5 separate regions of the Homo sapiens genome follow, and all the other regions are linked to region 1. A link is a loop called in an ENCODE intact Hi-C map of the cell type or tissue named here. Cell type or tissue: chondrocyte. All regions are shown on one strand. Each heading gives the region's core, and the rest is flanking DNA. Links, peaks and the distances in the headings are about the cores only. Region 1 holds the start of LOC124903568 (a long non-coding RNA gene). Region 2 overlaps LINC02346 (long intergenic non-protein coding RNA 2346). Region 3 overlaps LINC02346 (long intergenic non-protein coding RNA 2346). Region 4 overlaps ATP10A (ATPase phospholipid transporting 10A (putative)). Region 5 overlaps LINC02250 (long intergenic non-protein coding RNA 2250).

The links. Peaks named below come from ENCODE experiments on the same cell type or tissue, not always from the same donor. Only the 100,000 strongest peaks of a DNase experiment are listed, where the experiment ranks them.
Region 2: a loop joins it to region 1, with 4 times the contacts of the local background. A loop is called at or near these places in 5 of 110 quality-filtered maps.
Region 3: a loop joins it to region 1, with 4 times the contacts of the local background. A loop is called at or near these places in 7 of 110 quality-filtered maps.
Region 4: it touches region 1 in a loop (4-fold over the local background); 2 of 110 quality-filtered maps call a loop at or near these places.
Region 5: it touches region 1 in a loop (10-fold over the local background); 33 of 110 quality-filtered maps call a loop at or near these places.

What each region holds. Positions count from the first base shown.
Region 1 is chr15:26,257,582-26,263,427 of GRCh38, reverse strand. It overlaps LOC124903568 (a long non-coding RNA gene), which reads right to left and starts at 1,756. Exons shown (of 2, transcript XR_007064787.1): 1 at 1,453-1,756. RefSeq lists an enhancer at 2,561-3,060. In chondrocyte, for the core only: CTCF peaks have their summits at 2,504 and 2,705 (motif pointing right); no DNase peak of the experiment used is centred there.
Region 2 is chr15:25,944,242-25,950,087 of GRCh38, reverse strand. The region is part of intron 1 of LINC02346 (long intergenic non-protein coding RNA 2346); the gene reads right to left. Among named protein-coding and RNA genes, the nearest start is that of LINC02346, 45 kb to the right of the region's middle. In chondrocyte, for the core only: a CTCF peak has its summit at 2,462 (motif pointing left); no DNase peak of the experiment used is centred there.
Region 3 is chr15:26,034,710-26,040,555 of GRCh38, reverse strand. The region is part of intron 2 of LINC02346 (long intergenic non-protein coding RNA 2346); the gene reads right to left. Among named protein-coding and RNA genes, the nearest start is that of TRE-TTC2-2, 45 kb to the left of the region's middle. In chondrocyte, for the core only: CTCF peaks have their summits at 2,786 and 2,987; no DNase peak of the experiment used is centred there.
Region 4 is chr15:25,690,815-25,696,660 of GRCh38, reverse strand. It overlaps ATP10A (ATPase phospholipid transporting 10A (putative)), which reads left to right. Exons shown (of 21, transcript NM_024490.4): 14 at 1,515-1,842; 15 at 4,870-4,946. Among named protein-coding and RNA genes, the nearest start is that of LINC02250, 110 kb to the right of the region's middle. RefSeq lists an enhancer at 981-1,481. In chondrocyte, for the core only: CTCF peaks have their summits at 2,400, 2,600 (motif pointing left), 4,145 and 4,345; a DNase peak (open chromatin) is centred at 1,660.
Region 5 is chr15:25,505,865-25,511,710 of GRCh38, reverse strand. It overlaps LINC02250 (long intergenic non-protein coding RNA 2250), which reads left to right. Exons shown (of 5, transcript NR_187215.1): 3 at 3,505-3,652. Among named protein-coding and RNA genes, the nearest start is that of UBE3A, 70 kb to the right of the region's middle. In chondrocyte, for the core only: a CTCF peak has its summit at 3,121 (motif pointing left); no DNase peak of the experiment used is centred there.

The sequences.
Region 1 (5,846 bases), core at 348-5,347:
TGGAACTCAACTTGTGTAGAACTAAGTTCTGCATATTCAGCTTTCTAAAGCCCTCATTTGGCACCTCCACCTCCTTTCAGGTCTCCACCCCCTTTCTAATGTTGTAACTTGTGCATTGATCTCCATCTGTCTTCATCTGAGAGACCTGCAGATATACGAGGGCTAGAGGAAAGGAGTCATCAATATCAGCTGTGGGTCAACATCTCCATCATCAACTTAAAACTGATTGGATGAATACATCAGGATAAGGCAGCGAGTTCTAGACACACCACAGACAGAAAAAGGTTGACCCAAGTCTTCTTGTATGAAGGGTTCTGCTCCTAAGTGTAAACCATGCCCTGGAGGACGTCAGGGCCAGCTGGTACCATCCACCTCTCCCTCCCACCAGACACTGCCCCTCCATCCTGCTGTGGGAGTCTGCAGAGGGACTCCCAAAGTGACAGTGCTTCAGCAGCCTCAAGCAGCAGGACCCTGAATTACAGCTTAGAGAAGACAGCCTTAGGGAGAACACTTCGGGCCCCATCAACGACGCCCTTGGGGAATCTGTGGGTGATTCCTCCACAGGCCCTGACCCGAAGGCTTCTGTGCTGACTTCCTTTCCTATACACATACGTCAACTTTCAACCTATTCCACACCCACTGCTTTTAAGAATAGACAACTAATGGAAGGTGAATTCCCATTGCAATCCATACGTGTATTGAATTTTCATGATTCAAATACACACTTTATCTTTGCAATTTCTCTTATTTCTCTACAATAATGTCATTAGTCCTAAAAACTACTAATGATACAATGCCTATAAATGAACTTAAAATTCAGAGTATAATTATGACTAGAAAGCAAACAATATAGAACACGATTGCAAGAATATTTCCAGCCCAGTGTAAGAGTTATTTTGATGTGCTGTTTCATTTTATTACATTAGCTATTTCCCTACTATCGAGCCTTTGTCTTTTCCCAACAATTGATGCTGAACCTTAATCCCACTGAAGTAAATGGAATAGTGTCCCCGCAAGTTCATGTTTTCCCAGAACCTCAAAATGTGACTTTATTGGAATAGAGCCTTGCAGATGTAATTATTTAAGATGTATTTATCTCAAGATGAAATCATCTTGGATTTAGAGTACATTCTAAATCCTGTGGTGTCTTTGTAAAAGGATACGGAGGTTTGAGAGACACACAGAGAAGGCTGTGTGAACACAGTAACAGAGACAGAGGTAAGAATGCCACGTCGACAGCCAGGGGTGTCCAAGGACTGCCAGCAGCCAGCGGATGCCAGCAAAGAGGCATGGAACTGATTGTCCTGCAGAGCCTCCAGAAGGAGCCAACCCTGACACCACCTTGATTTTGGACTTACGACCTCCTGAACTGTGAGAGAATAAATATGTGTTGTTTGAAGCCATCCAGTTGGTTATAATGTGTACAGCAGCCACAGGAAATTATGCACTTACCTTTCGGAATCAGTGTCATCAGACAGGCAGGGTGCTGGCATGCGGGTCCTGTCTGCCTTGCTGCACTGACTGCTAGGTGCCCCTCCCGCCACCCTTTGAGTGGCACGCTGACACTCAAAAATTCCCAGAGATGCCCTTTGAGATCGTCAAAGTTCAGATACTGGAAAGAGACAGACAGTTCTACAAGTGGCTGTAAACTGTTCATTCTTGTCTAGGACTTCCACTCTCCATAACCATCCTTCCGCTCCTCTGCTTAGCTGTGGGTCATGCTGAACCTAGAGGAGCTAGCACCAGCCCCAGAGTTCTCAGATTCCCCAGAGCCTGACTGATGTTTTCATCTCTGCACAGGCCCACTGTGTCTGCACCTCCCTCCTCGTGTGACATCTCACACCACCGTCCCCGCCAGCTCGGCATTCCTCTCATAGCCTGGATCTGTTATACTCATGGGTCATAGCAAAGCTCTCTTCTCAGATCTCCAAATTTGGCTCTGGACACATGAAGGCCAGGATTTTGCCATTATGGCCTCTGAAAAGGGTGATTGAAACTAAAAATTGAGCAATGGATTTTTTGTTTCTATAGGTGGTATCTGCCCTCTCTTAGAAGTGATAAATGCTGTTGATATGGTGGGTGGGAGGCTGCAGGGTGACCTGCTTTACTGTAAATTGAAAATACACTAGCTAATCATTTTTCAAGACATTATCTAACTACACAGCCTTCCATCATTCACTGATTCTGTTTTCAAGTAACTACTGTGTACCAGACCCTAGAGGTGATGGGAGCATTCTTGACTTCAGGAACCTCATGGTAAACAAATGTCATGAGCATGGCAATAGTGATTACAATGCACGGTAACAAGGTCTTCACAGGTATATGCACTGGCTCTGCTACAAGCTTTTTGGGGAGCAAAAGTCCTCCAGCTTTCTGCAGCCCCGCTGCCAGCCTGTCCCCATCACTTTTATAGCGCGAGCTTTTATAACCAGGGGTAGTATATAACAATTTAACCAGGGACATGAGCACGAGTATCCACAAAGCGATGACCAGTCAGCGTGGAAACGGCCGTAAACAACCCATGCTCGCCCTGCCCCACCCTGGCTGTTTTCTCACTTGGACTATTTGGAGACCTCTTTAGCAGTCATTGCAGGGCGGGGGTGGGGGTGCTGGTCATTACTCCCTGAAACCCCTCTTTCTCCGTAGGAGGTGAAGGACAGCGATGCTCTGCCCAACACAAGGCCTGTTGCGCTTCGTGACCTCCAGGGGGAGCCCAAGGCTCTTCCCCAGAGAAGAACTGCACTTGAAGACAGCTCTGGTGTTCAGGAGGAGGGGGTCCTCCTGGCCTTCTTATGGGAAGTTGCGTGTTTCAGGGAAGACAAATAGAGGCTCTCTCTGTGCCCACCACGTTTGGCAGCCAAGGAGGCCCCTTCTCTTTGGACCATTTCCCTTCCTGCAGCAGTTGGTCTCTGAGGCCACTGCCCTTGCTGCCCGTGGTGGAACGCATGCTCTCAGGCAGCTTTTCTGGACCTCACTTCTGCTGCTCCTGGGAAGTGCCCTCTCATAGGGTTGCCAGATAAAATATGGGATGCCCAATTGAATCTGAATTCAAGATAAGTAGCAATAACGCTTTGGTATCAGTGGGTCCCAGATGTTGCATGGGCGATACCACCTCTGGGTGCCTACACAGTGGGGCTGGGCCCCCCCATTGACTTCGCCCAACACTTGGGATCCTGCCTGGCGCTGGGAGCCAGAGCTTGTCTAGATGCACTGTCTATCATGACCAAGTCAGTACTAGGATGTTTCTGGACCCCAGCTTGGTCCTGGTGAAGCTCCATGATGACAACCTGCCTTCTGCTAACCACTCTGCTCACTTTGCAATCTCTAATCCGTTTTGTGGATCCAGTCTCAAGCCACGCCACTGGGCCTGAGGGAAAGAGTGGAGTGGTGGTCTCAAGATGAACACACAACAGACCCGAGACTTAGTTCCATCTTGTGAAAGCCTGTTCTAGAGGGGTTGAGAAATAGAGTTGTCGTGGTTGTTTTTAATGCCTGGAATGCATCAGGTTTAATTTAAAGATCAAAAATACAGTTATATTTTACATTCTTAAATCCTGAAGAAAAATGTGCTCTACCCAATTGCTTTCAGCTATGACTGCAAGTGGTGACATTCTGCTGGTGGCATTCAGAGTTCTATCTTTGAATGCCATGGTAATCACTTGCTTCCCTTCAAGTCTGTCGTGTCTGGCATGAAATTTAAGAATTTAAAATACCAGATCAGCAGGCTCACACCCAACAGACATGGCACATCTAAATATGCAGTTAATGACTACCCAAGGGGGCTATTTCAATGTAAAAAGTGAGGCAAGTAGTGACTGACAGTAAGACAAAAACAAAAACAAATTAAAAATCTAAACTAGATAAACTAGAAATAAGTACTTTAACAGAATGGTACTAGTGTTCAAGGTTATAGATCAGAAATTTGATCACCATTGTTCTACTCTTTGCTTCTAGGATATCAACTTTAAGAATTTTTTTTTTTTTAGATTCTACATATAAGTGAGATCCTGCAGTATTTGTCTTTCTGTGACTGGGAAGGGGGATGGGGAGGACAGAGAGAGGTTGACAAATGGATACAAAGTTACAGTTAGGAGGAAGAAGTTCTGGTATCTTATTGCATAGTTGGATGAGAATGATTAACAGTAAGATACCATAGATTACAAAATAGCTGAAGAGAGACTTTTGAATGTTCCCACCACCAAGAAATGACAAATGCAGGCCGGGCGCCGTGGCTCACGCCTGTAATCCCAGCACTTTGGGAGGCCAAGGTGGGTGGATCACGAGGTCAGGAGATCGAGACCATCCTGGCTAACACGGTGAAACCTCGTCTCTACTAAAAACACAAAAATTAGCTGGGTGTGGTGGCACATGCCTGTAATCCCAGCTACTCAGCAGGCTGAGGCAGGAGAATCGTTTGAACCAGGGAGTCAGAGGTTTCAGTGAGCTGAGATCACGCCACAGCACTCCAGCCTGGTGACGGAGTGAGACTCTGTCTCAAAAAAAAAAAAAAAAAAAAAAAAAGGACAAATGCATGAAGCGATGGACATGCTAAATACTCTGATTTAATCCTTATACAACGTATATATGTATTGGAACATCAAATTAGAGCCCATAAATATGTACAATAACAATGTATCAATTAAACAATTAATCAATTAATTAAGAAACAAATTTGAGATTCCCCTACTTATGATGTGCACAGGTTGGATAAATTCAGCTCTCTCTGGCTTGCTCAGGGAAGATGCCCAACCAGATCAAGAATCTTCAGGCAGCCCTCAGCTCCAAGGATGTGAAGCATCGGGCAAGCTCTGGGAGAAGGAGTTCTGCTGCCTTGATTGTTTTGCACCATCCCCAGTATGCACATGGCACAGAGTAGATGCTCAATTAGTGTTTGTTGAATTAATCCATTGACTTAAATTTAAAAGTGGAAGGCTGGGCATGGTGGCTCACGCCTGTACTCCCAGCACTTTGTGAGGCCGAGATGGGCGGATCATGAGGTCAGGAGATCGAGACCATCCTGGCTAACATGGTGAAACCCCATCTCTACTAAAAATACCAAAAATTAGCCAGGCGTGGTGGTGGGCGCCTGTAGTCCCAGCTACTCAGGAGGCTGAGGCAGGAGAATGGCATGAACCCAGGAGGCGGAGCTTGCAGTGAGCCGAGATCATACCACTGCACTCCAGCCTGGGTGACAGAGTGAGACTCCATCTCAAAAAAAAAAAAAAAGTGGAAGATTATACACACAAACACACACACACACATATATATATGGAAAAATCTTCCCCCCAGTGTTGATTACAAAATCAACTCTAATAAATAGGTGAATTTGGCATCTCTCCTTTCTGCAACTTCCTTCTATCCATTGACTTCATGCATATTGAGTAAAATATAATAATATGCCTCTAATGTAGACATGGCCAGAAATCCGTTCTGGAAAATTGCTGGTACTTTCAACATTTTGCACAATCATTATGAGCTTGAGAATCAGGGTACACCTGCATTCTAACGATGTTCCAACCCTCACTCATAGCTAAATGTACAAATATTAAGTCATTCTCTAATTTGGAAAGAGCAAAGTCTCATATTTAGCAGGTCTATTTCTGATACTGCACACATAGAGTAGTTTCAGGTATAGCCAGTGATTAAATAGAATCTGGGAAGTAATTTAGCAATGCTGCAGGAAAGTGGCAGATGAAAAATAATGTGAGCAAGAGCAAAATAACACATCTAGAAAAAGAAAAAGAAGCTTAAGCTATTTTCGTAAGATTCTGAGCTTTATGAACTTTCAGCTAGGATCCAAGAAATGGACCTATCATTCACTATAAACCATTTACTGAAGACATTAT
Region 2 (5,846 bases), core at 284-5,283, 310 kb after region 1:
AAACATGTATATTAGTTTCCTGTGGCTGTTATAGCAAATTACCAAAAATTTCATGACTCAAAACAACAGAAATTTATATTTTCTCACAGGTTTGGATTCCAGAAGTCCAAAATTAGTATCACTGGCCTGAAATCTAAGTATCAGCAGAGCCAATGCTCTCAGAGGCTGAGGGGAAAATCCATCCTCTGACTTCCTCAGCTTCTGATGGCTGCTGGCATTCATTGTCTTGCAGCTCCACCACTCCAGGCTCTGCCTTCTTGGTCACAGGGCCTCCTCCTCTTCTGTCTGAAGTTAAATCTCCTTTATCTCCCTCTTATAAGGATATATGTGCCAGGATTTAATGCCCACGGAGACAATCCAGGATAATCTCTCCTCAAGATCTTTAACTTAATCATACCTGAAAATATGCTTTTTCCAAATGAGGTAATATCTACAGGTTCTAGGAATTAGGACTTAATTATTAGCTCCCACTTATAAGTGAGAACATGCAGTATTTGGTTTTCTGTCTCTGTGTTAGTTTGCTTAGGATCATGACCTCCAACTGCATCCATGTTGCTGAAAAGGACATCATTTAGTTCCTTTTTATGGCTGTATAGTATTCCATTGTGTATATGTGCCACATTTTCTTAAAAAGAGATTTATTATGGGGTCCTGGCTTACATGATTATGAAGGCAAAGAAGCTGCCATCTGGAAGCTGGAAGACTCAGGAAAACTGGTGATTTAATTCTGTCCAAGTCAGAAGGCCTGAGAACCAGGAGAGCTGATGGTGTACATCCCAGTCCCAGGGGAGGAGAAGATAAGATGGGATGTCCCAGCACACCCAAAGAGGTAGAAAGAAAGGGGGCAAATTCCCCCTTCCTCCTTTTGTTCTACTCAAGCCCTCACCAAGTTGGATGATGCCCATCTCCATGGGGCCATCTATGTTACTGAATTCACTGACTCAAAAGCTAATGTCATCTGGAAACACTCACAAACACACCCAGAAACTATGTTTAATCTGAGCACCCTGTGGCCTAGTCAAGTTGGCATATAAAATTAACCTTCACAGTGTAATCCCAGGACTTTGGACAGCCGAGAATGGCGGATCGCTTGAGCTTGGGAGTTTCAGACTGGCCTGGGCAACTTGGTGAAACCTGGTCTGTTTCTTTTCATTTATTTATTTATTTTTGAGACAGAGTTTCACTGTTGTCGCCCAGGCTGGATCTCTTGTTGCAGTGGCACGATCTCAGCTCGCCACAACCTCTGCCTCCCGGGTTTAAGTGATCCTCGTGCCTCAGCCTCCCAAGTGGCTGGGATTCCAGGCGTGAGCCACCATGCCCGGCTAATTTTGTATTTTTATTTTATTTTTTTTTGGTGGAGATGGGGTTTCTCTATACTGTTTGGGCTGGTCTCCGTGCTCCGCCTGCCTCAGCCTCCCAAAGTGCTGGGATTGCAGGCGTGAGCCAACACTCCCAGTCAAGACCCGGAATGGAAAAACAAAACGAAAACCACAAAGATTAACCAGGCATAGTGGGCCGCACGGGTATCCCAGATACTCTGAAGGCTGATGTAGGAGGATTGCTTGAGCCCGAGGGCCCGGGGGTCAAGGTGGCAGTGAGCTGTGATGGCGCTGCTGCACTCCATACTGGGCGACAGAGCGGGACTCTGTCTCAGGAAAAGGGAAAGAAAAAAAAAGAAAGTAAATAAAATTGCTAAATCAAGGAACAGCTTGACAGTAATTATTGACAGAAATAGGGGCAAAAGTTAGCAGACACCAGTGTTCACTTAGTGGGAACTGCAGGTGTCCCCAGACAGGAGGCTGCTACTTCTCCAAAAGAAATCTATTATTGACTACCAATAAAAAAATACACTGTAGATTTGTTATGATACACAAATGGCTAAACTTTATATAGCCACGACAGTATTCTAGCACTGCTCTAAGCCTTTTCCTGCTCTGGAATAGCTACTATTGTTACCTCCATTGTACAGAAAACAGATGCCAGAGGGAGGACCATGGAAACTATGAAATTGACTTGTAAGTTTTGGACCTAAAGGTTCTTCCTGCTCTACTCCTTACATCGCCACATTTTAGTTAACATATCTCTTAAAATACTGGTCCTTTCTATATTTAGAGGGACTCCTCTTGCAATTTGAAGTGTTTTTTTGCACTAAGCATTTGGTCATAAGATCATCTGTGATTCATGTCAGTTTAAGTACCTCTTTAGACATTGTTCAGTTAGGAATGTAAATAGGAGCTAGCATTGTGTGTAAAAGGAAAGAACAGCTGCTTACAACCATTTTTGTTTCATAATACAAATGTAAATCAATATGTTATTGGAAATGCAGGCTGGGAGGGGAGGGGAAAAATGCAGAGAGAAAAGCCCCATCTCTGCTTGGAGTTCAGCACTGGGTCTCTTTTCCCTTCCACCTTCCTTGTCAAGGCTGCCACAGTGACAGAAGCACACAGGGCTGCCTTTTAGTGACACCTGCTGGGACAGACCTGGCAGAAGGGATTGCACATTTGCATGTTTCCTGGCTGCCTCTGTTAGCCCCTGAGTCAGCAGCCCACTCCAATTCATGCTGAGCTTGGACAGCTCGGGTTTGAAAAATTCCCCCTTCCCTTGGAGCAACCGCTTTCCAGCCTCCTCATCATTCCAAAAGGAGAATGACCTACATGCCAGCATGACAGAGATCTGGAAATTTATAGAAGCTCCATTGTGAGCCTAAATCCTTAACAGGGGCTCAAACTGCCAACACCGAATGAACAGAGAGGTTTTGCAATAAAGCAGGAAGTCATTAAAATAATGAATCACCCGGCTGGGTTTTGAGCTCCTTTCCCACTAATTTAATGGAAAGATTTATTGTCTTTACAATGTATACTTTCAGAAATTTTGCATAAATTTATTATTTACATTTTAACATAAGTAACTCCTTTGTGTTTTATCACTGAGCAAATTCTATGTAGCAAACCAATGCTATATTTTGGCAAACTCACATTATAGCTTAGAAAATACTAAAGACCCATTGTAAACTGAGGGCAGCATTAAGCAAATTATACTTACCTTTGTGACTACAAAACTTAATGATTCAATGCTTTTCCTGTGAAATTTGTCTTTCAATGCTGATAGTCTTTTAATAAAAAATGTCAATTAAATATTTTCATATTTTCTCTTAATGCAAATATACAGAAAATAAATTTTATCTTAAAAGGTAGTGTTTCTCATGGGAGAAGAAATAAATTTTTTAGTTGCTTTCTCAACCAAGTATGTGAAAGGAAGTTGTTTCCCTTTATATTTTAATAATTAATTTAGTCAAGGCCATATTTGGAGCAAGACTGTTTCACTTTCGCAGTAGTAGAATTTTCAGTGTTTTATGTCTCCATTCATAGCCCATGACACGAGGTTTACTAGCTCCCCATTTTTGCTACGCTAAACAGGGATGCGTTTCCAGGAAGAGGAGTGCTGGGCACCAGGCAGGACTCTGGCGGCCCCACATGGCACTGGTCTCAGGATACACGGGCTGGAGGAAGCATCCGACCCGGCACTTCCTGTCCTGAGCCTGTTGTCTGATCCTCTGTAGGTTCTGCTTCCTTCCTGTCTTGGAGGGCTTGGGCAGGAGGGCGGCAGCCCTCCTAGAAGGGGCGCTCCTATGTGGAGGGGACGCTCTGCGCGGTCCGGGCCGTGGGGTGTGGGTTCTGTGTCCTGGCCTGAGCCTCTCCCAGGAAGCGACAGCATGGAGCCGGGGATCTGGTGAGGAGGTGAGGAGCGGAGATTGTTAGCCGCCTCCCTTTAAGGGCAGACACTAAAAAGAAAAGACGTTTGTGCAGAAAGGCCCCGCCCATGGCCTCCTGCCCACCTGGAGCTTGGAAACTCCCAGGGAAAGGCCCTGGAACAAATGCAGGCAAATGTGAGGATGCTCAGGCTCAGCTCTGCAAGGAGAGAACGAGCTTTCGGGTCACCATGGAGGAGTGGGCCTCACTGGTCAAGCCTTCCCCACTCTCAGCCTCAGTTTCCCCGCAGAGTGGGAAGGCCAAAGAGACTGTCAGCAAAGGGCCTGTGCAGGAGCCACAGTCGTGGTCAATACATAGTTGCCAGGTGCCAAGCGTTGCCTGAAACCAGACTCAACTATGCAAGAAATAGCAAGCCAGCAGACCCGGCTGCAGGATCTACAGGGCCTGTGCAAAGTGGAAACGCAGAGACACTTTGCGAAAGTCATTGTGAAATTTAAGACACCAACAGGAGAGGATTGAACACAGCAGGAACCCTCTGAGGGCTGAGCTCTGTGCAGCAGCACAGGTGGGACACTCATGACAGAGCCTGCCATCCTTTAATTTTTCTCTAAGTATTTTCCACAAAATGAATAGACGTCCCAATCTCTACTGACAGGAAGGAGGTTCAGTCTCTGATTTTGAGAACTGCCCTGCCCTCCGCCCACTGCTCACACAGGGCTATGCCAGGCCAGGTGTCCCATCACGTGGGACAAGCCTGCAGGATCCCTGGGCCTGGCCTCCAGCTCCTTCAGGCCCATTCCCTCTCAGGCCCTCCCACCACCTTGGGGATATAGAAACTGCAGGCCACAGCTGCTCCTGGGACCGACCAGCATCTCCCCTCACCTGTGCAGAAGCCTGTAGCTCCTGCCTGGAAATTTCAGAGCTGGCTTTCTCTCCACCTGACATGAGCTGAAAGGCCCATATAGCAGAATCATTCCCAAACAGCAAACTACACCCCCTCCCCAACCTTCACATTCTCTCCCAAGTTGAGGAACCCGCTTAGGAACAGCAAAGAAAGGGAAGAAAAAGCAAACACAGGAGTTTGCCTATAAAAACCGCCTGAAACCGAGCTTGCAGTGAGCCGAGATCGCACCACTGCACTCCAGGCTGAGCGACAGAGCGAGACTCCGTCTCAAAAAAAAAAAAAAAAAAAAAAAAACCGTCTGAAAGTCCTGAACCCAGGAGGCGGAGCTTGCAGTGAGCCAAGATGGCTCCACCGCACTCCAGCCTGGGCGACAGAGCAAGACTCCGTCTCAAAAAAAAAAAAAAAAACCGCCTGAAAGTTTACCTCCTGCCCCACCGTGATTGAGAGCAGACCCTTAACTCTCCCAGGACAACTGCTCTGGTTGTGTTGACTTCACATTCTGGCATCTGAGGCCGCTCGGAAGGCGTGGGACACAGACCACCACAGCGCAATGAGGACTGAATGGGGTCCATGGTCTTGAGAAATAAACACCCTCAGGAAAAAAAAAAAAACTCAGAAGGAAGGTCCTCTCAGATGAGAAGGGGTAAAAGTCCTTCTCCCTCCACATGGATCCACATCCCAGAGACTCTAGCCTGGCTTGGGAAAGCTCCCACAAGAGAGGCCAGCCCACACAGGTTATCTCATTTTTGTTCTTAGCTCTTGAGAGATGACAACCTGCTAACAGTCCTCGCTTGCTCTGGGCGTCTGCTCGGCCTCCTGGCCACGCTGGAGGAGCCCTTCAGCCCACAGCTGCGCTTTGGGGGCCCCTCTCTGGGGCTGGCGGAGGCCCGAGTGGGCTCCCTCTGCTGGCGGGGAGGTGTGGAGGGCGAGGGAAGGGCAGGAGATCCGGGCAGCGCTGGCTGGCCAGCGCAGGTTCAGGGTGGGTCCCGGCGTGGTGGGTCCCGGCTCACTGGGCCCCGCACTCCGTGCCACTGGCTGCTGCTGGGCTTCATCAGAGGCAGGGTCCTCTGTGTGGACTGCCTTTCCCTCTTGGAGGGGTCATTGGCTACGATAGCGGGTTTCCCTCTCTTTGTTGCTTCCTCTCTTTTCCTCTGCTTCCTCTGGGCTGCTGGAGTGCCCAGGCTAGGTACGGCAACGTTGGGCAGCGAGTACCAGTGAGAGATGAAGCCTGG
Region 3 (5,846 bases), core at 417-5,416, 220 kb after region 1:
CAATCTCACTGCTAGATATATACCCAAAAGAAAGAAAATCCTTATATCAAAGAGATATCTGCACTCTCATGCTTATTGCAGCACTATTCACAGTAGCCAAGACTTGGAAGCAACCTAAGTGTTCATCAACAGATGAATGAATTAACAAAAAATATAGTACATATACACAATGGAGTACTATTCAGCCATAAAAAATGAGATCCTGTCATTTGCAAAAACATGGATGGAAATGGGGGTCATTATGTTAAGTGAAATAAGCCAGACACAGAAAGACAAACATCACATGTTCTCACTTATTTGTGGGATCTAAACATCAAAACAATTGAATTCATGGGCATAGAGAATAGAAGGATGTTTACCAGAGTCTGGGAAGGGGAGTGAGGGTTGGTGGGGAGGTAGGGATGGTTAATGGGTACAAAAAATAGAAAGTATAAATAATGTCTAGTATTTGACAGCACAACAGGGTGACTGCAGTCATTAATAATTTAATTGTTCATTTTGAAATAACTATAAGAGTATATAATTGGATTGTTTGCAACACAAGAGATAAATGCTTGAGGAGATAGACACACCATTTCTCATGATGTGATTATTATGCATTGCATGCCTGTATCAGAATATTTCATGTACCCCATAAATATTCACCTACTATGTGCCCACAAAAATTAAAAATTAAAAAAAATTTATAATTTTTTTTTTAAAAAGCAAAATAAAGGCTTTCTTTGAACAGGCATGTTCCCCCTGCAAGGAGACTCCTGCAGAAGGAGGGAAACTGACCTCATCATTACCACAATTAACCTGCTGCCATCCCTGTACTGGCTTCCCATTAAGACGCTCTCATGAAGCTCACACACCCTGTGAGATGAAAAGGTGTTGCTCACAGGCGAGGAAAGCAAGATGTGGAGAAGTTTTAATAACTTTCTGGCCAGGCACAGTGGCTCACACCTGTAATCCCAGCACTTTGGGAAGCTGAGGCAGGCGGATCACTTGAGACCAGGAGTTCGAGATCAGCCCAGGCAACATGGGGAAACCCTGTATCTACTAAAAATACAAAAATTAGCTGGGTGTGGAAGCAACACACCTGTATTCCCAGCTACTCTGGAGGCTGAAACCTGGGAGGCGGAGGTTGCAGTGAGCTGAGATTGAGCCACCGCACTCCAGCCTGGACTACAGAGCGAAAATTCGTTTTAAAAAAAAAACAAAAAAAACCCCACCTTCATATAAGACCCTTTAGGAGTTTTACAGGAGACAGTGGAATAAACAAGGGGCAGAATGACAGAGGTCAGGGCACATCCCAGCCGCAGCCCAGGGACCGAAGGGAAAAGTAGTTGAAAATGTGATACTAGCTATTGAAAATGCTTTAAATCTGCTTCATTAATTGTAAGGCATACAGAGATTTATTTGTTTCAATGCAGCATAAAAATACCATGTTTCTCCTAAAGATGTCCAAGGAATCAGGATCCCTCCTAACCCTGACTCAAGTCTAGGGGAGCTGGGTTTTAAGCGGCCGACTGCCTCAGCCTTGTGGGCCTGGCAGGAGGATTCTTCCTCACCACAGGCCTCCTGTCCGCAAATCCTGCTCTCTGGGTCTGTTTGCAAATGCCTCTCCGCTGCAGATGCCTCTTCCTTCTTCCCATGTGAGGCCAGGCACATCCCCTCTCCCTGGCAGGCAGATGGCAGAGGTGGGAAGTGAGTGCAGGAAGCCTGATTGCAGTTGGTTACAGGGGCGGGAAAGTGGCCCAGCAAAGCCTGAGGGAGGCCTTTTGATTCCAAAGATAGGGCAGCAACTGCCTCTTCCATGAGCTCATCATTGCTCTTCTTGCACACGTGTGTTTTGAAGAGAGAGGGAAAGAGGTGTGAACCACAAACACAGGGCGACTAAGATGCACCTTATGGTTCCAGGCATGTGCTTGAGGTGCGTGTAACTTTGTCTCTTGGTTCAGCTTCCTGTATTATTTTTCCAGCTCTTGTTGAAAGTCCATAAAGTTAAGTTCTGTTGATCCAGAAGTATAAATGACTAAAAAGAAATATAACAGATCTGATGGCAAAGAAGGAAGGGATTTCTCTGAAATGGGCAGTTTGGGCCAGGGATGGCGGCTTATGTCTGCAATCCCAGCACTTTGGGAGGCCAAAGCAGGAGGATAGCATAAGGCTTGGAGTGGGCAACACAGCAAGACCACATCTCTACAAAAACAATTAACCAGGCGAAGTGGCGCACACCTGTAGTCCCAGCTATGTGGGAGGCTGAGGCAGGAGAATCACTTGAACCCAGGAGATGGAGGTTGCAGTGAGCCAAGATCACGCCACTGCACTCCAGAGTGGGTGACAGAGCAAGACTTTGACTCAAAATAAATAAATAAATAAATTTAAAATAAAAATAGGCAGTCTGGTTTCTGAACAATATGGCCACATTGCCTCATAATGTTCTAACTTGCTTTTATTATGAAAATTGTGTGTATTTCTGAAGGATATTTGATGCTCTCTTTTGTAAATATTTTTTGGAAGCATTTTACATATGTTTATTTAATTTTATAAGGGTACAGACACATACTTAGTATTTCTTATTAAGTATATAATATGTGTCCATAACACCTTGGTATTTCTGAATAATTTAGAGAAAATAGACTTTCCCCCTTGAAAAGAATTTCTGCTTATAAAAATAGAGTTGCATTCAATTATTTTTATCAACATTAGTAATAATATTGGTTACTCATTCAAGTGGTGTGAATGTTTCAAATCAATTTCAGTCTGACCAATGTTTGCTTACAAAGCAGCCACAAGAACACCCTTGTTAACAGTAACTCAGAAAAGAAACTGACCAGCTCAGAGAAAGAAGCTGCTTAATCACTGCTCAGTCACAGACGCATTTAAGAAGTTCTGTCTATTCTGTGGTCAATATTGAGCAGGATTCCTGAATTGTAGCAATAAAGAAAAAACTCATTTTCCAAATAAATGTGTAATGTCCTAGAAACTGGAATTCTACACCCCCCTGCTGGATTTTCTGGTTTATGAGATTATTTTTAACAACATGGAAGAAAAACTGAGACATTGTATGGATTGGAAAGGCTGTCAGTTGTTCTAATAGGGTCATCTGCTCTCCAACTCAGGCTGCCACAAATGAGTATGAGGATTTATCATGGAACTAGCATTTGGAAGGCAATAGAATGAAACATGCAATTTAAAGCATTTTTGCCCTGAGACTAGGCACTAACATGATTTTTAGGAAGTGACTATTTTCTCCCAAAACATGACTTGTCCTTCCATTTTTTTAAGTGGTGGCTTTGCATAAGCAGAAATTTTTAATTGTGATCATGTTCAATTTATCATCTATTTAAATGGTTAATGCATTTTGTGTCATGTCTTAGAAATCTTTCCCAAGCATATGCAGATATTTTATATTTTCCTTAAGACTTTATAGTTTTATCTTTATTTATAAACATAATGCATCTTATATCACATATATATGTATATGTGTGTGTGTATATATATATATATATATATACACACATACACACACATCCAAATGTTCTAGCATCATTTATAGAAAAGAAGCTCTTTTCCTCATTGAATTGCTTTCATAGCTTTGTTGCAAATCAATTGGCCATTTATGTGTGGATCTATTTATGGGCTCTCTGTCTTGTTCCATGGATATATATGTCTACTGTTATGTAAATACTGCTTGGGTTTCTAATCCATCATGACAAATCATGCATGGATGTTAAACATTTGCTAAAATGTTGGCTTTTCTGTCCTAACCGTCATCCTGTTGCAAGTTTGCTCTTCATTTCACTTTGTCCCCAGGGATAAAAGCATTCCTGGGTCTGTTTTCACCTGGAAAAATCGTATACCTTTCTAGAAATTAATTAGCTTAGATTTCTTTATGTCCTCAGCTCTCTGGTGTGCTTAAAACAACCACCACCACCATGATACTACAACTTATCAGAGTTTTTCCTCTGCGACAGCGTGAAGGCAATGTTTCCTGCAATTTTCCACCTCTGGACTGAAGGCAGAAGTCCATGCAGGAAATTATATTTGAGAGGTGCAATTCCCGTAAGTAGTCAGGCTGCTCCAGATGGTGGTAGAGGGAAGCAAATAGAGCTTGGTGGTGGTGCATTCTGAGCATTAGGTTTTTCCAGATAACCCAAAGAATATGCTCTTATTTCATCTCCCTCTGGAAGCACAATGGTAGACACGCGCTTACTAGACATTGGAAATCAGCCTGGGAGCAATTTTTCTCATCTACAGTTGACCTTTGAGCAACATGGTTTTGGACTGAGAGAGTCCATTCATACTTAATAAGTCCTTCCTGCCTCCCTTTCTACCTCCTCCACCTTTCGCCTCTGCCACCCTTGAGGCAGCAAGGCCAAGCCCTCATCTTCTTCCTCCTCAGCCTACTCAATGTGAAGATCATGAGGATGAAAACTTCTATGAAGATCCACTTCCATGTAATGAATAGGAAATACATTTTCTCTTATGATTTTCTTAATAACATTTTCTCTTACTTTATTGTAAGAATTTAGTACATAATACATATAACATATAAAAGATGTGGTAATCAACTGTTTATGTGATTGATAAGGCTTTCTGTCAACATTAGGCTATCAGTGGTTAGTTTTTTGGAGTGTCAAAAGTTTCCTGTGGATTTCTGACTATTATGGGTTCGGCACCTTTAACCCATGCATTGTTCAAGGGTCAACTATACAATATTGGGCCAGAATTCAAAGCACATTAAATGGAACTAAGAGCAATCTGCATTTTCTAATTAGAAAGCAATATTCTCATTTGCATTTACAGAAAGACAAAGCAATGCAAAGCAAAAGCCAGATAGCATCATAGTCTTCTCCATGCTGTGCCCCTCCCAAGAGCGGGGGCACAGGCACATCGGGAGTCCCACTTCACCAGACACATACAGAGAAAGTTCCAGATGGCATGAAAACAAGAGAAAAGGAGCCTTGCTCCTCGAATGGCCACATGGAACCAAGAGCTTCTTTAGTCAGCCCTCCGTGTCTGGAGGTTCCATATCTGTGAATTCAACTAACCTTGGATTGAAAATATTAAACAAAAATGCACCTGTACTAAACATATACAAGATCTTTTTCTTGTCATTATTCCCTAAACAATACAGCATAACAACTATTTACATGGCATTTACTTTGCATTAGGTGGTATATATAATCTATAGATGATTTAAAGTATACGGGGAGGGGGCGTACCTTGGTTATATGCAAACGCTACTTCATTTTGTACCACGGAATTGAGCATCCCTGGATTTTGGTATTTGAGGGAGGTCCTCGGACTAATCCTCCAAAGATACTTAGTGACAACTGTTTATATTTCCTGGTTTCTACGTGAGAAAAAAACAGACTTCTTTGTACTTAAGGTATGAAATGTTATTCTCTTTCTTGCAGCCACTTAGCCTTGCCCCTGACTAATGCCATAGTTCGCCCAGTGGTTTGAAGCCTATTTCTGTAATGATCTACTGCAGAGATGGGGACCAGGAAAATAGACAACCACGGAGCTCTGTACAGATCATCATATTAACTCCTACAACTCATCGTATTAATTCCTCAAAGGGCACTTAATTAGAAGTCCTAGGTGATGACACCTGGGAGCACCTTTGCTTGTTTTGAAAACAGATGGAAAGTGATAAGGGTATAGAAAGGAGAGAAATGATGAACAAGGGAAGCAAGTGGGAATAGCAAATATAATTGTACAGAGAGTTCGAGGAGTTAGGAATGGGGCAGGGGCGTAGGCCAGGCGTGGTGACTCACGCCTGTAATCCCAGCACTTTGGGAGGCTGAGGCGGGCGGACTGCTTGAGCTCTGGAGTTCAAGAACAGCCTCGGC
Region 4 (5,846 bases), core at 569-5,568, 570 kb after region 1:
CCAGGGGCTACCAGAGTGACAGTGACATACCCACCACCCATTCAGTGTCCTTAGCACACTTGTCTCCTCTCCCGGTCCATCGGCTGCTACTCCCTCTCAGAGCTCTGCAGTAATGAGCCTATGCGTCCTGCCCAAGTGCCGCCTGAAGTCAGTGGGAGCAACGGGATGAAGGAGGAGTCTCCACTGCTGTGGGAGTCCAGGGAGCTCATGGAGTTCCTGTGATGGCATCCTGCATTCTCCTCAAGGCCTTCCCCAGTTACTGCCATATCCCACCCCATGCCCTGGAAGCAAAGCTCTCCCTCTCCTATCCATCTCCACACTTTCGCACATCCTGGTTGGTGATTTGCTGCAGCCATGAGTGTGTGTGCATCAGCTGTCTGTTCCCCCTACGGCAGTAACTGTGTCTTTTCAGTCTTCTTTTCTCTAGTCTGGCTTCATTTTCTGAATACAAAGGATCCTCAGTAAGCGTGTGTTGAACACAGCTGGATTTCCGTGGTGTGTTGCAGGGCACTGGTCACTGACCCAGCAGACTCACGGTCTGCGGAGGATCAGGAGCTGCCCAGGCTCCCCGGAGCGTGTTTGTTCCTGGAGACGGTGGTCCCTCCTGTGCCTCCAGCTCCTGCCCCTGATCCCTAGTGCTGCTACCACCGTAGGTTTTCCTCCTTTCTCTGGAATCCAGATCAAGTTTTGCCTATTAAAAGCCTCCGTAATTGTGCTTTTTTTTTTTTCTTTTCCTGGCAGAATTGGAGAACTTAGGGAGGATACTGAAAATTGCATTTCTTTAGGGGCTAATCATAACAAAGCCTTTTGCAGAGCTTTGTGTCCTGCAGTTAGTCCTTGGGGGGTTAGGTAAGGGCCTCTGAGAACTATCAAGAAGTACATGGAGGGCCTTCAGTCTAACTATCCAGCAATTTCACAATAATACAGTATGGCCTCCCAAAGTGAAGATGGTCCATTCCAACCTCTGCACTGTATCATGGGTGATCAAGTAAGATCTTAGAGAAACCTAGACCAGTTCAGTCTCTTTTTTTTGAGACAGAGTCTCGCTCTGTCGCCTAGGCTGGAGTGCAGTGGCATGATCTTGGCTCACTGCAAGCTCCGCCTCCCAGGTTCATGCCATTCTCCTGCCTCAGCCTCCCGAGTAGCTGGGACTACAGGCACCCACCACCACGCCTGGCTAATTTTTTTGTATTTTTAGTAGAGACGGGGTTTCACCGTGTTAGCCAGGATGGTCTTGATCTCCTGACCTCGTGATCCACCCGCCTCGGCCTCCCAAAGTGCTGGGATTACAGGAGTGAGCCACCCACGGTGCCTGGCCACCAATTCAGTCTCTTCTCTGGGGAAAGTCATCCTCTCCGGCTGAACTTCACAGTTTCTGGAGGGTGGCCTCTGGGCAGGCGGGTACTGCAGCCTGGAGCCCGGAAGGATGTCAGCTCCAGAGGTGTTGAGCCAGGGCGGGGATGTTTGTGGCATGACTCTGAGGGAACTGCGCTGTCCTCTCATGTCCCTTTCAGGAGGCGTGTGCAGCCCTGCTAGACCAGTGCCTATGCTACGTGCAGTCCAGAGGCCTCCAGAGAGCCCCTGAGAAGACCAAGGGCAAAGTGAGCATGAGGTTCTCCTCTCTCTGCCCACCCTCCACGTCCACTGCCTCTGGCCGCAGACCCAGCCTCGTGATCGATGGGAGAAGCCTGGCCTACGCTCTCGAGAAAAACCTGGAGGACAAATTCCTCTTCCTTGCCAAGCAGTGCCGCTCCGTCCTCTGCTGTCGGTCGACGCCTCTGCAGAAGAGCATGGTGGTGAAGCTGGTGCGGAGCAAGCTCAAGGCCATGACCCTGGCCATAGGCAAGTATCCCAGCTGGCCAGACGGCCTCCTCCCAGCTGGACCCAAACTTCCTCTACCCTTCCATGCTACACCACGAGATGGGAAAACACTTCCTCACCTTTCTTTCTGTGTGTAAAATCACACCCAGTGTGATAGAGCAGGCAACATGTTCCGAAGGTAAAGTTTACATTGGAAAGCCACAAAAGAGAGTAGCAGAGTTACAGGTTCATGCTGCAAGGTCAGTAATCCGGTGCTGCTTTACGGCAACAAGATGGAGCTTACCCTGTTTCTCAGGAGACAGCACACAAGAGACCTGCCTGTCCCAGTCTGTCCTGGCCACAGCAGAGGGCACTACACACTCAGCCTTAGCCCAGGCCAACTTAGAAGGTCCTTTGCAGCTGCTTCTGGTCACCATGAGCCTCCGGGTGTCCAAGGCTTTGTAACGCCCTAAGGGCCCAGAGGCTTGGTGACCAGAATTCCCACTGCCTCCTGTCAGCTGTGCTGATGGTTCTGGGACAGGCTTCTGAGTAAATAAGTCCATCATCAGATACGCATCACTGCTCAGTTTTACACCAGTTATTTAAGGACTGTGTTTCTCATGGTGGTTTTTCCTGGCAGACACTGTTGGCCTGGAGAGCCCTGTCTGCTCCTCTCCAGGGAGGGGATGGTGGCCACTCGCCTCCTTCCAGGACATCCTCTCTGCCCACTTCTAGTGCAGGCAGAGTCTCTAGCACAGGTTCAGGGGCTCAGCAGCACCACCTCCTGGTGAGGGCCAGGAAGGAAGCAGTGGCCGTGACCCCCACATGCCAACAATTGGGCCTCCCTGTAAATAGAATCTACTCCTAGGTGAGAACTGGATCAGAAATCAAGTACCCTCGCCAATCAATCAGCCAGTGTTGGCAGTATTTTCTGCAAAAGGTCTGTGACAGCCCCTGCTTGTTGACATGGAGATTGCTGCCTGTTCACAGTGGGCACCTCACCTGGCCAGAGGAGACCGCTGTTGAGCCTGGGTTACAGTGGCAGTGAGGAGAGCGAGCACTGGCCTGAACACGGTCGTCATGGGGACCCTGCCCTACACACCCTGAGGCCAGTAACCGCTAAGGAGAGTGGGCACAGGGCACGTGTTCAGGAGGCCCGGGGAACCTAACAGCCATGGCCTGTCCTGAGGCCATCTTTGCCTTCATGTGCCTGGGGTGGCCCTCAGGTTTCCCTGAGGAGCTGGAAACGGTCTTCAGGCTGACCTGCACCACCCCTGTCCCAGCCTCCTCCTCTGAGCGTCAGCGTCCTTCCCTGGGAGCACGAGGACAACGTCAGCCCTGAAAGGCCACAGTACACAGTAAGACGTGAATGATGTTTCCCTGGCCTGGCCAGTGCCTGCCTCAGCCGCGTAGCCACTGGTGTCTGGTATTCCTGAAGAAGTGGAAGGAAATCCTTGGCAGATTAAAAAGAAAAGGAAACACAGAATGGAATCTCAAAAGAAAACGGGAAAGTAATGACCCATAAGAACATCAGCACATGGCTGGGCACGTGGTTCACACCAGTCATCTCAACAGTTTGGGAGGCCAAGGCAGGAAGATCACTTGAGCCCGGGAGTTTGAGACCAGCCTGGGCAACATAGTGAGTCCCCATCTCTACAAAAAATAAAAAAAATTAGCTGTGTGTGGTGGCACACACCTGCAGTCTCAGCTACTTGAGAGGCTGAGGTGGGAGGCTCACCTGAGCCCAGGAGGTCAAGGCTGCAGTGAACCGTGATCACACCACTACACTCCAGCCTAGGCAATAGAGTGAGAGACCCTGTCTCAAAAAAAGAAAAAAAAAACTGCTGGGGCAACATGGTGGGCGAAACCCCATCTGTACTAAAAATGCAAAACCTGGCTGGGTGTGGTGGCATGTACCTGTAGTCCTACCTACTCAGGAGGCTGAAGTGGGAGGATCACTTGAGCCCAGGAGGTTGAGGCTGCAGTGAGCCATGATCATGCCACTGCACTCCCACCTAGCCTGGGTGACAGAGTGAGACCCTGTCTCAAAAGAAAAAGAAAGAAAGAAAGAATGCGTTAAAGCATCAATGTGACCTACTCCTAGTGCCCAGTGGTTTATAATGTAGAGAGCATCGTTGCATACCATATCTCATGTTTTACCGTATCTCATTTTAAATGGGACATTCTGGGGAAAGCTGTACAGATTTTTATTGCTTCAGAGAATTCCAATTTGATATATATTAACTGATCAGTTAATATTGGTCTCAACATTATAAAGAACAGGAAAATCACAGGGAAGAGACATCCTGTAGTCACACTACAAGTCATTCTAACTTTGTGTATCTGCACCTTTTCTCATTTGTGCAACTTGGGATGTATGCCCTGATTTGGGCTCTTCTGCTGCCCAGTTCCAAGAATGGTGACCGTCACGGAGTGATAACAACTTTATGACTCTGCTGTCCTTTCCCCGAAGGTGTCCAGATATCTGACCATGCTCTGTGTTCCTAAACATTTTCTATCAACAAATTGACAGAATGAAGAGAAGTTCTCCTTTATTGCACCCCTAGAGGGCCCCAAAGTGAGCACAATGGCTAATACTGTGGCAATCCATATGCAAAAAAAAGAGCTCCACAACGTGCTGGGCTGAATTTAACCTCCTTCCCTTAGTTTAGAAACTGCCCGGGAAGTGTGGCTGGGAGTAGCCTTGGCTGCTTGGCTGGAGTGGCTCAGTAACTAATGATGATGAAGATGATGATAGCATCTTTCCTTGTGCCAGACAGCAGGATGAGGGTTTTACTGGTGTAAGAGCGGCACTGCAGAGCAGGCGCCATGTACCAGGTGGCTCAGCTCCAGCCCGCTTTCCGAAACATCTCCTGGTGTCGCTAGCTTATTCTGAATGCTTAACTCTATTCTCCCAGGGTGGATGCTCTACTCCTTTTTCCCCCATCTTCCCCAGGACGCTTTCACAGGACTGAGTTCAGCGGGGACTCCCAAGAAAATCTAGCACATTGATTTGATTCTGTGCTGTTTCTAGAATCAAACAATTCTTCTTGCCTGTGCTGTTTCTAGGTGATGGAGCCAATGATGTCAGCATGATCCAGGTGGCAGATGTGGGTGTGGGAATCTCCGGCCAGGAGGGTATGCAGGTAAAGACCAATCAGGCTATTCTGTGTGACCAATTGGCCCTACTGACCTCTTGTCCTGTCACCCTGTGGGCTGTCCCCGACTTCCTCTGGGCTCTACTGAACGAGGCTAAAGGGTTTGCCCTTAATATAGCTGATGCTCAATACAGCTGCTAAGCCACTAGTGGAAGGTAAGGAGGAATGCCATTCTTCCTGTTTATGAAGCAGTGTGCAATAAGCATGTCTTCCCATGTCACAAGTCTATTTTTGTGAAATAAGTGGTTCAGAGAGAGGCAAGGTGAGTCATCGCCTTCTGTCTGGCTTTCGATGGCTCGGTCCCAGCAGGCACTTTTTACTGTCCGTGAACACGGAGCAATACCATTTGAAAAAATGCCTTTGATGTAGGTGGAGCCTGGCGTCACTGTACAGGTGGAATGTAGCCATCCTCACTCACATGGAAGTTCACCTCTGCATCTTTCCTCTGCCACTGTGTTCACTCTCGGTCTGGGAGTCAGACATTGAACAAATGACTTAACTAAAAATGTGCTGCTTTTGGATTTAGTATTACAACAGTTTCCAACATTTGATTAAGTATGAATCACAACATTTTTGGGTTGGTGGAGATTTTAGGGAACAATTTATCCGAAGTTCTAAAAACCAGGATGTTGATACCACTTACTCGCTGGTTGATTCATTTGCTGACTCAGTGGTTCGATCAGTAATGATCTGTTGGGCATGTGCTACATGTCAGGCCTGTGCAGAGCTCATTAATAGTTTTAGCTGATGTTCCACCCTCAGATGGAGGGTCCCAAGCTAGATGCACAGTAGTTCCGTCACGGCTGGTCCTTGACACTTGCCTTACTCCCCCCGCCGTCATCTGACTGGAATCTCCGTGTTACGTTACTCGCACATTTTTTCTTCCTC
Region 5 (5,846 bases), core at 248-5,247, 750 kb after region 1:
TTGGGTGGGTGGGGAAGGGTGCACAAACATTCAGTCTATAGCACTCTGCCTCTACCTTTACATCACCTTCTCCTCTTCTGTATGTAGTTAAATGTCTGTTTCTTTCTTAAAGGGATACATGTGATTGCATTTAGGATCTACCAGATAATGCGGCATGATCTCCCCATCTCAAGATCCTTAACTTAATCACATCTATAAAGACCCTTTTTCCAAATCAAGTAGCATGTACAGGTTCCAGGGATTGGGATAGAAATGTCTTTGTCGGGGGAGGTGGTATTTTTCTACCTACCATATCTTCTACTTGGACCAAAATACAGGACCAAATGCATGCATGAAGTCATTCATGAATTCCACAAATATTTAAGGGCCTCTTCTATCCAGAAACTGCAAAAGCCCAACCCCTGAGTTTTGAAAAGAGCTTGATCATCTTAGCAGGGACTGAGCACAAGTGAACCTTTGCAAATTGGCCCCTTCCCACACACTTCCTAAAAGGAGGTAGCAACCATCTCTAGAGGGGCCAGGGAAGGGATATCTGACTGAGTAAGGCCACAGACAGGCTCCCCGACCCTTCCTGGCACAACAGAAGGTAGGGAAGCCAAGGAAGGCACAATAGCTCATCTGGGCTTTCCTGGGGCTGCTCACTCACTTCCAGTCTAGTGAGAGTTTATATACTCAGTCTGCTGTTAAAGGGTGCGGGTAATACCCTAGCCTCCCTTCACAGGGTTGCTGAACCTCACCTGCTCCATCCTGCAGTGCTGGCTGATGCCAAGGACTTTAGTCTAAAAGTCACAAGTATTCAGGGCTGACAGCCTCGTCCTGCTTTCATTTCATCTGAAAAATCATTACACAAGCTAGCACTTTTTTGTGAGAAAAAAATACATATATATATATATATATATATGTATATATAAATGCAAGCTCTGAAAGGGGTCTTTATTATCTGCCTAGCAACAGTTTGCTATAAATAAAATCACCCTGTTTTGCTATTTTATAATTAATAGCTCAACATTCTCACAACAACATTGGCCTTGCTGGCATCCTGGTTCCTTGTTTTCAATGAGCCTGAATGATTCTACAACCTTTCTCTGAATGTGAATTAGGTGCACAGGGTTTTAAACAAAAGAAATGTTGCCTCTTACCACACATTCACATGCAAAGTAATCAGAGCTGCAGCATTCATGCCCATGAATTTCTCATCTCTGGTCAAATATCTAATCTTCATTTTCATCAATTATGCCAAATTAATAGGATTTATTCTGGGATTGTGTTGTTTGCAGTCTGGTCCTATGACCCCAGGCCTCTCCTGACACCTGCCCAATGTGAAAAGCACATATTGGTGCTAAGATGTCTCATTACTAACGGTGTGCCCCCACTGGGCTTGACATGCATCAGAAGCACAATCTGAGAGGTAACTCTAAGAAGAATGCGTCATTTTTCCGATTCTATAGTTGAGCAAACTAAGGCACAGCTCTAGTTAGGAGTTTGTCAAGATCCCACAGTGAGTCAGCGGAAAATGAAGGAGAATGTGTTTTGGAAATGGCTCTGGCTGCTTTGAACTTCCAGCCACGTTTCCCTCCCTCCCTCATAGGATTCAAAAAGTGAACCTTATCAAGAACAAGACCTTCCACATTGGATAATAAGTTGCTTTCCCAGAGACTGGAAGGGGTGAGCAAGTATGATGGGCAGCTGATTGATGCACAGATGTTTGAGAGTCCCGAGTAATTATGGTGAAACCCTGGGATGGGTGGAGGGGTGCAGGCTGAAGGCTTCTGGTCACGAATTCCCATGATGTGAAGGCAGAGAGGATGCAAAGTCAGCAGAAACTTGCATGCTTAATAGTACACCACACCAGGGAGAGGTTTCTAGTTCTCTTCTTTCCTGGATATTACTTATTGATGTATGCAATTTAATAAAATGAGCTGGCTCCTTAAAACACAAACCTTGACGACTACACCCTGGCCCTTCTCTCTCCCCTCCCTATTGTCGTTTCCACTTCTAGGTCAGTGGCTCCTGAATAGCTTCCAGCCTTGCTAGATCATGCTGTGGCCCACATCAGTTTCAACCACATGGATCAGACTAAAAACATCTTTCTGTCCAAGCCAACCTTCCTCCCCAGGTCTTCCATTTCTCTCAGTGGCAGCACCATTGATACCCTACATGTTCATGAGAGTCACTCTCTCCTCCGTATATTTGCAGCATCCATATGTCCTGGAGTTTCTGGAAACAGCCCTGATTTCAAACCTTCTGTTTTAGTGTCTGACCATGTGTCAATGCTTGTATTTTGATTTTGGACTGAGAAGACAAGAAGACATAGTGACTGTACCTGTCAATAAGCTGGCATGGCGGTCTTGTCTTCCTTCCTTATGCCTCCCAATCTGATCTTATTTCTAGTTACCATTGCAGGAGTCGCTGTTCTCGCAGCTGGATTTTGTAATAACATTGTCCTCCTCCATTTTGCTCTTCATGACTCCAACAAATAGATCCTCCAAACATAATTGCTCTTTATTCTCTCAGCAAAAGTACCCCAAAACACATAAAGCAAAACAAACAAACAAAAAAAACCAAAAACCCACAGTACCTTTCCACTCTCAACCAGATGAATTCACCCTCATTATCTTGGGGCTTCCTTCCCTAAAGCCTTCCATCTGCTCCAGCCCCCACAGACCTTCATCTCCCTGAAACAATATGACACTCATTTTTAGTTTTAGTATTTAACTTCCAACATTGTAAGTTGCTTTATTATTTGTCATCTCTCAAAAGAGGTTTTAAGACCCTTAAAGAAGGACAGCTCTTTAGCTGTTTTTGGATACCTTTCATCATGGGAAGCTGGTTTCAGGCAAATAGTAAGTGTTCAACAATTATCTTTTAAAAGAGGTGTCATTGCATAGCTTAGTATGTGAAATGGGTATCTCTCATAAACCAGTTCCCTTTACATGTACAGCTATTTAAAGGGATAAACAATATCATTATTTTCCAGAACAAAAATGACCACATGATAAATAAGGCTTTATGAAAAAACATGGACAAGTGTGTGTTGCTTTAGAATAAAGGTGGGGGTGGGGGGAAGCTTTGGGGGCTGTTTGCATTTTATATGTAAACAGTGACATCTGCTGGTGAAGATGCACAGCATTTACATGGCATCTTGAAGTGGATTCAGGGTTCAGAAGCATGAATGTCATTGAGTCTTCATCATGGTCCTCTCAGAGACACCCAAAAGCCCCTTGTGAGACCCCAGGATCGGGTCATGTCCTCATACTTGATGATGATGGATGTGTTATTCTGGGAAATCATACAATTTATTTAAGACGAGCATCGATAATTAAAACAATTCTCCCTTTATCAGTTTCATTAGCCAGTTTTAACTTTTAATTGTCTTCCCTTATGATACATTTTCCCCTTGAAAGATTCCTGCCTGGTTTCCCTAGGGGAAGTGCTTAAAAGCATCAATCTCATCATAGTTCAGCAATCATGAGATAATTTTGTTCCCTAATTCTGTTTTTCTAGCATGTTTGTAAACAATGCCATCAGGAATAAAAGTGTTTGAAGCTGAAGCTGGGTCTTCCATCCAAATGTGGAAAGCGTGCCAGAGGACTGTCTTTCCCATTCCCGCCCCACCTGCACAGCCATAGACAAAGCTCAGCTCCGGGATAAGGTAAATGTCAAGAGCCACACAGCAGCATGCCTTCCCTTCAAGACAGAACAAAGGGTGGTTTTCTTGGCCAACCTACTGCACAGGAGGAAGCCAAGCAACACCATTGATTTAAGCCCCAAGGAAAACCTAAAATCTTTGGCCACTTCAGGTTGTAAATCTGGCATCAGATGTCAGAAACTTGTGTGAAAACAGAGACTACTAGGTTTTACTATGGCTTGAAAGGAATAACCCAAAGAAAAGCCTGACCCCAAAAAAGGACTGTCCCAGGCTCAGGGCCCCACAGCGACCACATGCCTGGGCAGGGAACTGCCGGGAAGGTAGCCCAGAATGGTCACATCTCACTCTGCAGCCCCCTCACCGGACAAGGACACCTCCTGTCAGGTTCCGAGTTCTAGTCATTCTTCCTTGTCTCTGAGAGCTGTCCATCTTTTCATACCATTTCTATTGCCACCCGTGGTTCAGCCTGAGGTGCCTCGGAGGACTCACTGGCCAGGCCCCATGGGCACTCTACACACATGATTGAGCAAGACCTCTAAATGAGACCACAAAGCAGGCCCATTTCCTTCAGGTGACTGACATGGGAACTCAGGCTGAGAGCAACTGACCAAGCAGACACAGCTAAAAAGATGGAGCCAGGATTCCAGCCAGGATCTGCCTGACTTTAAGTAATATGTGTTTCCCACTAAACCCATGTCATGGCTTTCCCCAGCTCTCGAAGCTTTGATGGCCCCACTGCCTACTGAATTCAGTCTTAGCTGCCAATCCAGGGGCCAAGCCCTCCGTGCCCTGCCCTGCCCTACTCTTCAGCCTTGCCCAGCTTTTCCCCTCCATGAACATCCTCAAGTCCCCCCCACACTCAAGACTCCCCAGGAGTGTCCCTTTGCTCATCTGCAATGTCCTTACTACCAGCCCATCTGCCCTTTCCAAGTCCTGCTCACTCATCAATACTTCTGTGACCCCCTGCCGTGAGAACACATTCTCTGCTAAACCCCTGCTCTTCCAGCGCACTTTCCTCAGAGTTATGTACAGAGAGGGTCTCCCCCTGCTAGACTGAGCCACCTCGGAGGAAGAGCCTGTGCCTGGATTTTCACATCTTTGTATGTCCTTCCATCCTTAGCAAAGGCACCTGGAATGTAATCAAAATCACCAAATATGTGTTGGATAGATGAATAGGTGGATGGATTATAAATAAATAAAGTATTTATCTAGGTTGTTACCTCTCAGGATGCAAGGAAATATATTTGATTTATAGACATACAGAAGAAGCGACTACATATAGTATAACAAAGCAATGTTGTGTTTGGAATAACAGCAACTGATTAATAAGTATCTATTATGTTACACTGATGTCGTATCTCTACCATTAGACTAACAAGTCTTTATGTTTCACGAGGGCAGGAATAATGTCTACAGCTGCAGCTGCCAGATCAAGCTGGAGTCCCTCCCTGATCTGATGCCATAAAGTAGGAGCTCTCAGTCACCATAGGAGGAAATCACTACCTCAGGCTGCTCACTAGAACCTCTGGGAAGAAACAGAGCTCCCCACCATAAGTCACGGCTTTGGGGTCAGAGTCTCTGGATCCAAGCCTGGTTCTGCTACTTGAGCCTCTCTTGAGTCTCAATTTCCTCCCTGAATATAGGGATGATAATCCCTGTCCCATGAGTTGCACTGGGGAATAAATGTGATCATCTATACAGTGCACTCAACAGCGGGCATGACCTGTGGGAAGGGTCCCATTAGTGTCCACATTGCCAGTTATGCAGTGAATATCATTCATGTCTCAGCTTATGTATCAACCAACAGCAATGCAGAGTTATCCCTCCTGTAGTTAGTTGAAAGTAGCTGGTGCTGACTATACTTCTAAGTTCTTACCAGTTGTCACTAGACCTTGTCAAAATGGGAAAAGACAGACTTCTGATAAACTCACTGTCAACTTATAGGCAATTTTAATAGAAAAAAACATAATTCACTGCAGTTTTTAAAAAAATCTACAATGAGGTATGAGCTAAAAGAGGATTCCATAGACTTGAGGTCAAAGTTCATAGTGAATCTCTTAAAACCTTACCTCCCTTTGCCTTTTTAGTATTATTAGTATGTTACATTATAATTCATCCCCTGATAGTGTTTTCAGGGCATTGGAGTTTCTGAACACTTCAGATTGTCTCCTATGTCCTGCAAAGATACCCCATAATG